2 separate regions of the Homo sapiens genome follow, and region 2 is linked to region 1. Evidence: chromatin loops called from intact Hi-C (ENCODE). Cell type or tissue: GM12878. All regions are shown on one strand. Each heading gives the region's core, and the rest is flanking DNA. Links, peaks and the distances in the headings are about the cores only.

Evidence for each region. Hi-C counts contacts between places; a loop is a spot of excess contacts. Peaks named below come from ENCODE experiments on the same cell type or tissue, not always from the same donor. Only the 100,000 strongest peaks of a DNase experiment are listed, where the experiment ranks them.
Region 2: a loop joins it to region 1, with 2.3 times the contacts of the local background. A loop is called at or near these places in 1 of 110 quality-filtered maps.

Annotation. Positions count from the first base shown.
Region 1 is chr6:14,732,794-14,737,182 of GRCh38, reverse strand. No RefSeq gene overlaps it. Among named protein-coding and RNA genes, the nearest start is that of LINC01108, 450 kb to the right of the region's middle. RefSeq lists a silencer at 782-861 and enhancers at 4,174-4,293, 3,135-4,334. In GM12878, for the core only: no CTCF peak of the experiment used is centred there; a DNase peak (open chromatin) is centred at 2,202; H3K27ac peaks cover 2,192 bases.
Region 2 is chr6:15,148,779-15,153,167 of GRCh38, reverse strand. All of the region lies in intron 2 of LOC105374946 (a long non-coding RNA gene), which reads left to right. Among named protein-coding and RNA genes, the nearest start is that of JARID2-DT, 94 kb to the left of the region's middle. In GM12878, for the core only: no CTCF peak of the experiment used is centred there; a DNase peak (open chromatin) is centred at 1,817.

The sequences.
Region 1 (4,389 bases), core at 100-4,099:
AGCACTTCTCCCATTGCACTCTTGCAGAGCATGGTCCTAGCGTCTCCCCCAGTGACCGGGATCTCCCTGAGGGTAGGAGGCAGTACGTTGTTTTTCTTTGTGTCTGCAGCACCATTCCCAGTGCTTGGCTTTTGGTACATGGTGAATGAGCAAGTGTGAAAGGGGATCACATAGTAGGCAGAATAGCATGGGGAAGAGGGTGAACTACGGATTTGAATGAGAGCGTTATTGACAAAAATGAAATAATACAGGCTCTTCTATATCTTCCAATTGAAGGGACATTCCTATTGAACCTTTCTATGTATACACCCATAAACAAGGCTCTCACTTTGAGGTCCCATGCAGTTCCTGTCACTTTAAGCACCTTGGGAAATTCCAGTGAGTTGAAAGAATTCTGAACTTTATTTTTCCTCTTGTCCTGTATTCGTAAGACTGGTCTTCCTTTGCTCTCCCCTTCCTTCATTCTTTCTTCTCCTCCCCTTCCTTCATTCTTTGTTCTCCCCTTCCTTTTTTTCTCACCATTTTTTCCATCTAGGTCGAGGACTAGTTTGTTGCCCAGGGAATTACAAAAAAGTGGTGGCCAAGGACTAATCCTCTAGTAGTCTTATTCTTCAAGAAGTTGAAGAAAAAGTCGAGTGCCCTTTCAATTCCTACCCTTCTCTGATTTATCACTCTGAAAGTAATGATGTTCAGCTTTCTTGCTCTAGAGGAATGATTCAGGTAAAGCCCCACTGAGGGCAAAAGGTAATCTGTACCAGGTTTCAGAGTTACCAGTGTAATCAATCAAAATGTGTCATTAAGCCCCTGGCTGCGTGTTCTCCAAATGGAGTCAGTAACACCCAACCCTTAAGCTTATGGGTTAGGGGGACCTCCCCACCCCTCCCTTCTGTTTCACTTTGATGGGGTCCACCTTGGATAAACTCTCTGGTGCTAAAAAAGTACTGAGAAGTGACAGAAAGTTGCTTCACATCTACTCTATTTTTCAAGAAAAACATTACTATTTTCTCTGAATATGGAACCACCCCAGTGCTTCTGTGAAGTGGAGCTGGGTTATTCAGAGGCCCTTTCTGGTTTTATCTTGTCTTTCACACACTTGGCAGGACAGGTATTCTGATCTCCAGTGCATAACTGAGGACAGAGCACATGGAGGGCAAGAGACCTTGAATAACTATAGAGCTGCTTAACTCAGCACTGGGATAGGAATTCAGGACTCCCTACTCAAGGTCTGTGCCTCTAGCACTAGTCCACACCAAGGGCATTTCCTTAACGGTGGAGATTTTCTTCATGAGTACATTCATTCCCCTCAGACTTAAAAGTTGTCACAAATCCCAAAACTATACAAAGCATGAGCATGGCATTGGTGGCTGTGTGTGTGTGTGTGTGTGTGTGTGTGTGTGTGTGTGTGTATGTGCGCTGGGGGCAAGGGACCTCAACCCCACAGAGACTTAGCCTTACCTGTTGTAGGTAGCTGATGGGAACATTTGTTCCCTGCTGTCCTTGTTTCTATTGGGGACATGTTTCCATTGAGTAAATCCCCTGGCCGCCTGCATCCTCTCTCTCCTTCACTTCATTGGAGGAAGAGGAACTTCAGTCGGCCTGGGAGAAGCAATGGAAGATGTACGCCTCACCTATTCCTTTCTCTCTGGGAAGAGCCTGAGGAAAGTAAACATCCTCTGCCCCTCCAAGCCTTAACTTTTAAGTGGTAAATCTCCATGTTGCAAAGTTTCTGTTTGCCATCAGTGGTACAATATTAACAAGCCCAAGGACCTGAAATGATAGCCACCAACCAAGACTTTGTCAACTTAAAAGAATGGTGATATTTTCCCTCTATCTGCCTGATTCCTATTCCTCTTAATTGGCTCAGAAGTTGGGCAGGAAAGAGGGGTCCTATTTATTGGGTACCCTAAAACCCCAACATAAGGGAAGTCTTTTCTGGTTTCCTCTGGGAAACCTTAGGTTCAACAGTGGCCTGTTGTGGATAAAGATCTACTCTTGGGGGTGACCAAGGATTTGGGGGCAGGAATTTGGAATGAGAACCCAGGCAAGCTGAACTAAAATGCTAACTGGGCAAGGGTGTCCTGTCTCCAGTTTGATGACCAAGGGAAGGTCCTGACTCACTTGGGGCTTATGAAGGGTAACAAGGGGGACTTCTCAGTAAATCAACCACTCACTCTTCATGTGACAGTAAAAGCAGTCATGGAACAAACAAACTTCCTGCCAAGGCTCCTTCTTGTTACCGCAAACTTTCAAGTGTGAGTAACCATGTGAGCAAGGGGGAACCCAATAATTACTAGAATAATTCCTTTGTGTGTGCTGAAGTTCAGTTCATATCTGACCTCCCCAGCCAAAAGTAATCTCTCTTCTCCAGACTTCTACGTCCAGTATCTGGAACTTGCATTTGAGACTTACTATTCCTGACTGGCTTTATTATTTGCTTAGTCATTGTGGTGGTGGTTCTTGCTTTTTGTGCATTTTATCTCCAGTCCCAAAGATTTTAAGTTTATTAGGCATAAGGACCATGTCGTATATCTCCTTGTATTTTCCCTGACCATTCAAGGGCCTAGCATAACATTTACTTGCATTTGGAAGTGTGGAAATAAATGAAGACCAACCAAATAAGAATAAGCACAGGCTGTTTATTCAGAGCTACTATCGTTTGTGTTTTGGCAGAGACTCAAATGCGGGCAGAGGAGTGGGAAAACTTCATAGTAGAAAAAAGGGAGGCTCCAGGTATGTGCTGATTGGAGGCTGTTGGTGTGGGAAGCTGGAGGTGGTTCACTAGAAGCACAGATGCCTATGTGATTGCTTAGGGTGCATATTTGCCTTTCTCTGGTTTGTCCTAAGTTGGAAGCAGGGACAAAAATCAGGGAGGCTGTCCATTGTCAGTCAAGTTCTGGCCATTTGGAGCTGATTCTTACAGGGGTTATTGTTTGGCTTCCTAACTTGTTGATAGAGATAGTGGTTAGACTTCTAGAGGTCTGGCTGATGATAGCAGGCTGGCTTCCTGGGCCGATTGCTGTTGCTAATGGGTTGGTGTCCTGGGCTGGCTGCTGTAGATTGTAGGTTGGAGTTGTTTTTAATTATGGCTTGGCCGTTGTCCATTTGTATATTCAGTCTCTTGGTGAGTATCAATAAATCTTGCTTGATTAACTAATAGATTGTTCTGACTATGGGTTGAAGCATGCCCTTTGAATTAATATTATTTCTCTTTCTCCTCACTGCTTGATCAACTGTTTGACAGGTATTCTCCATTTGATTTTTATAACATGACCTTAGAAATAGCGCAAGGGAGAAGGAAACTTGCTCCATTTTTGCTCCTTTTCTTAATTACCTCTTTACAGACCCTATCTCCGAATAGAGTTACTGTCTGAGGCTCTAAGGGTTAGGGCTTCAACATTTGAAGTTTGGGAGGCAGTGGGGCATAATTCCCCATCATACTCTTTGAGGGCCTCATTTAACTGAATATGCTCAGATCTATCTCAACTCAAACACACTCTGAGCCTTTGGCCTGGATGCATCCAAAAGAAGTGAGTAGAATGCTCAGGTGGCCTGTGACTTGCCGTGATTCACTGACCAAACACGAAGGAAGTGGAGCAGATGGTCACGCCATTAGAAGGCAGTCTCTCCTCAGGGAAGTCAGTCTCGTGGATTCCAGTGGCCCTGAGAATCACGATGCTAGTCTTCAAAAGAATAAGAAAGACCGATAAAAGATTGCTTCTGCTCTAAGTTGAAAGTGGCTTATGGCAGCTTCTCTCACCCCATTGACCAAGCCCATTCGCTAAAGCCCGTAACAAAAGGATTTTCCCCCCTAACATTTAGAAATGGCAAAAAGCAAAGAGATGAATCATCAAATAGGCAGAACGCTCTTCCTACACCTCTTTTACCTGAGCAAAAACATGACTTCCTGAAAGAGTACAAAGAGAGAAAATTGGTAGGAGATGACTAACAGGGGTGACTGTGCTGATGCAAAGAATGTCAGGACAGCATGAACTTTAGAAACAGGCAAGGTTAGATGCTGAAACGGAGGCGGGTGAGCACACTCCCTCAGGAAATCAAACTCAGGGAGAACCGTGAATAAAAGGCTCCCCAGAAAAGACGTGAGTGTGTAACTTACTTGACATTTCCACCAACGTGCAGCAGTGGGTTGGGTATGATGGTTCTAAATACCCAGTGACACATATTTACAAAAGAACTGTGTGGTTTTATTTTAAATGACAATGTCTTCTTAATCACCCCTCCGTACTGCCTGTCTGCAGCACTGCGAGTCACCAGGGTTCTGTCTTGGAGGAGCACTGTTTGGTCATGAGTCGTGTGCTGGCAATGTCTGGGAAGTGAGGGAGGGTCAGCAGCTCATGACCGTAGGCTCCAGGGAGAGCAGGAAGCTCTGCA
Region 2 (4,389 bases), core at 219-4,218, 420 kb before region 1:
TGCCATTCCTTACAGAGACAAAATGAATAAAGAGGACATTGGAGGAGAAAACATTTTTGTTTTTTATTCCTCATGACTATGAGCCACAAAGATCTTTGGGAAACTCCTACAGGAATCTATACTTCAGAGAAAGGAGGGCAGAGGGAAGTTGCTGAAATATATCTGATTGTGTAGCTGGCCAGGGAAGAGAGAGACTTTGGTCATAAGGAACAGATGGTGATGATGGGATAAGAGGTCTGAGGCCAATCTTGGGACCAGCAGAAGAAAATAAAGTCTTCTGGAAAACCATCTGTGCTAGGAGCTCTCTCACGCATGGTTTAATTGAGTGTTTCCAAATGTCTTCCTTGGAACTCTAGTCCCAGGAGATGTCTCGTAAGAAGAGGAATCTGAGTTTAAATATGTTTGGGAGATGCTACATATCACATTATTGTCTTGAAGAAGTCCTACAATAAGAAATCCATTTAGATTCTGGGCGCGGTGGCTCACGCCTGTAATCCCAGTACTTTGGGAGCCTGAGGTGAGCGGATCATGAGGTCAGGAGTTCGAGACCAGCCTGACCAACATGGTGAAACCCTGTCTCTATTAAAAATACAAAAATTAGCCGGCTGTGGTGGTGCATGTCTGTAATCCCAGCTACTCAGGAGGCTGAGGCAGGAGAATCACCTGAACCTGGGAGGCGGAGGTTGCAGTGAGCCGAGATCGCACCACTGTACTCTAGCCTGGGCGACAGAGTGAGACTCTGCCTCATAAAAAAAAAAAAAGAAAAATTCATTTAGTGTTTCTCCTTCATCTCATTAGCAGGATTGCCATGTCCAAGGAGATGTGCATTTAAAATGTTGGAAGATATTGCAAATTTGCATATATTTCTATGTCAACCGATGATGTATGAGACCTCCTTGTGACCTAGCATTTCCTTTTTTTTTGAGACAGAGTTTCGCTCTTGTTGCCCAGGCTGGAGTGCAATGGCGTGATCTCGGCTCACTGCAACCTCTGCCTCCTGGGTTCAAGCAATTCTTCTGCCTCAACCTCCCAAGTAGCTGGGATTACGGACATGTGCCACCATGTCCAGCTAGTTTTGTATTTTTAGTAGAGATGGGGTTTCTCCATGTTGGTCAGGCTGGTCTCAAACTCCTGACCTCAAGTGATCCCCCCACCTCGGCCTCCCAAAGTGCTCTGATTACAGGTGTGAGCCACCGCGCCCGGCCCCCCTTTTTATTTTTTGAGACGAAGTCTTGCTCTTTTGCCCAGGCTGGAGTGCAGTGGAATGATCTCGGCTTACTGCAACTTCTGCCTCCTGGGTTCAATCGATTCTCCTGACTTATCCTCCTAAATAGCTGGGATTACAGGCAACTGCCACCATGCCTGGCTAATGTTTTTGTATTTTTAGTAGAGACGGGGTTTCGCCATGTTGGCCAGGCTGGTCTCAAACTCCTAACCTCAGGTGATCCACCTGCCTTGGCCTCCCAAAGTGCTGGGATTACAAGAGTGAGCTGCTGCGCCCGGCCAGCATTTCCCATTTTTATTTGAGTGTGGAAACTTCCTTTTTGGTAATTCCTATTAATAGCCCATACAGCTGATGTTCCAGAAAATAGTTTGGGAATAGGGTCTATCTTATTTTGAATTTTTCAAAATTTTTAATATTTTTGATACTGGTCTATTTTTAGTCTTCTACAATCTGTGTACAGTGTGCGTTACTATCCTCTTTCTATAAATGAAGAACTGAAACTCAGAAAGAAACCTGACCACTTCTTATGAGGTACACTGTCTCTTAACGCCTAACCTACTGAACCCTGCCCTAGGGCACAGATGACAGCTGAGGCTGTACTTGCTGCAACAATCCACTTCTACTGCTAGGGGTTGAAACTCTAGATCCCTTTCCTCTGCAAGCATCGTGCAGTACACTATTGTTCGGTTTCTATGGTCTTTTTAGCACAGTTGTCTATTTTCAGTGCATTGCCGGTTATTAGCTACTGTGGCTTTTCTCTGTAATTCTATCTGCCATATATTGGAGCCTTTTTTTGTTTTAATTTTTTATTAAAATAGAGATGGGATCTCACTATGTTGCCCAGGCTGGTCTCAAACTCCTGGGCTCAAGTGATCCTCCTGCCTTTGGAGGCCGAGGTGGGCAGATCACGAGGTCAAGAGATAGAGGCCATCCTGGCCAACGTGGTGAAACCCCATCTCTACTAAAAATACAAAAATTAGCTGGGCGTGGTGGTGCATGCCTGTAGTCCCAGCTACTCGGGAGGCTGAGGTAGGAGAATCACTTGAACCTGGGAGGTGGAGCTTGCAGTGAGCTGAGTTCACGCCACTGTACTCCAGCCTGGCGTCAGTGCAAGACCCCATCTCAAAAAGAAAAAAAAAAAAGGAGAGATATACTTCTTCTTTTTCCTTTAATTATTTTTAATTTTTTTTTAAAAGAGACAGGGTCTCACTATGTTGCCTGGGCTGGTCTTGAACTCCTGAGTTCAAGGGATCCTCCTGCCTCAGGCTTCCAAAGTGCTGGAATTACAGGCATGAGCCACCATGCCCGGCCAAGATACACTTCTTAGAAGGTATTGTCATCTTTATTTAAGGCTCGGAGAGGTTGTTGCTTACCCAAGGTTACATAGAACCAAGATTCACACAGTTTTGTTGGACTTCTTCAAAGGATACTGCCTTTTTTGGAAACATGTTTTGAGCTCCAGGCAACAACCAATGTTTGGAACCCACCTTATTGCATAATTTGGGACTACCCTAATCTTAAACCTCATTGACAATGATTGGCTGCTTTTGACTCTAGAAATGACTCTCCTGTGTCTCCTGAGTCCTATTTGCCTATCCATTGGTTAAGATCTGCTTTGGTCTAAACAGAGTTAAGGCCAGGCATGGTGGCTCATGCCTATAATCCCAGGGCTTTGGGAAGCCAAGGCGGAAGGATCATTTGAGCTCAGGAGTTCAAGACCAGCCTGGGCAACATTGCCAAATCTGGCCTCTATAAAGAAAAAAACAAAAAACAAAAAACTGGGCGTGAGGAGTACCTGTAGTTCAAGTTACTCAGGAGGCTGAGGCAGGAGGATCCCTTGAGTTCAGGAGCCTGAAGCTGCAGCGAGCTTTGATTGCACTACTGCACTCCAGCCTGGAAAACATGGTAAGACCCCGTCTCAATAAAATAAAATAAAATAATAAAATAAAATAAAATAAAAATAGCCAGGCGCAGTGGCTCACGCCTGTAATCCCAGCACTTTGGGAGGCCAAGGTGGGCAGATCATAAGGTCAGGAGTTCAAGACCAGCCTGGCCAATATGGAGAAACCCTGTCTCCACTAAAAATACAAAAAATTAGCCTGGTGTGGTGGCACATGCCTGTAATCCCAGCTACTCGGGAGGCTGAGGCAGGAGAATTGCTTGAACCCAGGAAGTGGAGGTTGCAGTGAGCTGAGATCGTGCCACTGCACTCCAGCCTGGGTGACAGAGTGAGACTCCATCTCAAAGAACAACAAGAACAACAACAACAAACAACAGCAACAACAGCAGAGTTAGCTATGATATGATGCGTTCTTATCCCCTACCCCTCATGATCTCCCGAATCTTTCCCCCTCTTTCCTCCTGTCCCTCTGTCCTTCTCTTTCCTTCATTTTTTATAAGACTGGCAAGGTTCTGTCTTCTCTCACGATATAACATCTTCATCTTCTGCCCAGTTGGGCATCAAACAAATGATTTTATGAAAGAAATCAAGACGAGACTGGGTTTGGTGGCTCATGCCTGGAATCCCAGCACTTTGGGAGGCTGAGGTGGGCGGATCACCTGAGGTCAGGAGTTCGAGACCAGCCTGGCCAACATGGGAAAAGCTGGTCTCTACTAAAAATATAAAAATTAGCTGAGCATGGTGGCGCATGCTTGTAATCCCAGCTACTTGAGAGGCTGAGGCACAAGAATTGCTTGAACCCAGGAGGCAGAGGTTGCAAGACAGGAGGCAAAGTCGGTGATTCTCAGTCATTTTCCCTGCAGCCCACTTCCCCCACTTCTGCCCTCATTCAGCCCATACCCCAATTTTTCCTACCTCTTCCCTCACCTTCTTACTTCCTGCCTCTCCCCAGCTAGGGAGGTTTTCCCATAGCTGGAGATTTTCCCTAAAGGGACGAAGCCTAGGGAAGGAGGATAAAGGCATAGAATAGACCCAGTGTGGAAGAGGCGTGAGGGTGAGGGGCACTTGGGCAAGGTGCATGGATGGAAATGAAGGAGAGGAAAGGTCTTCCCATCTACACAGGGCTGAGGATGCACAGCTTCAGAGTGACCACAAGGACGCTGAGGAAAGAGCAGTGGGGATGGAATGAGACAGACATGGAAGGCAGGAGGGGGCCTGCAGAGAGGCAGAGTCACAGAGCGCACGACACAAGGCTGAGGCAGGT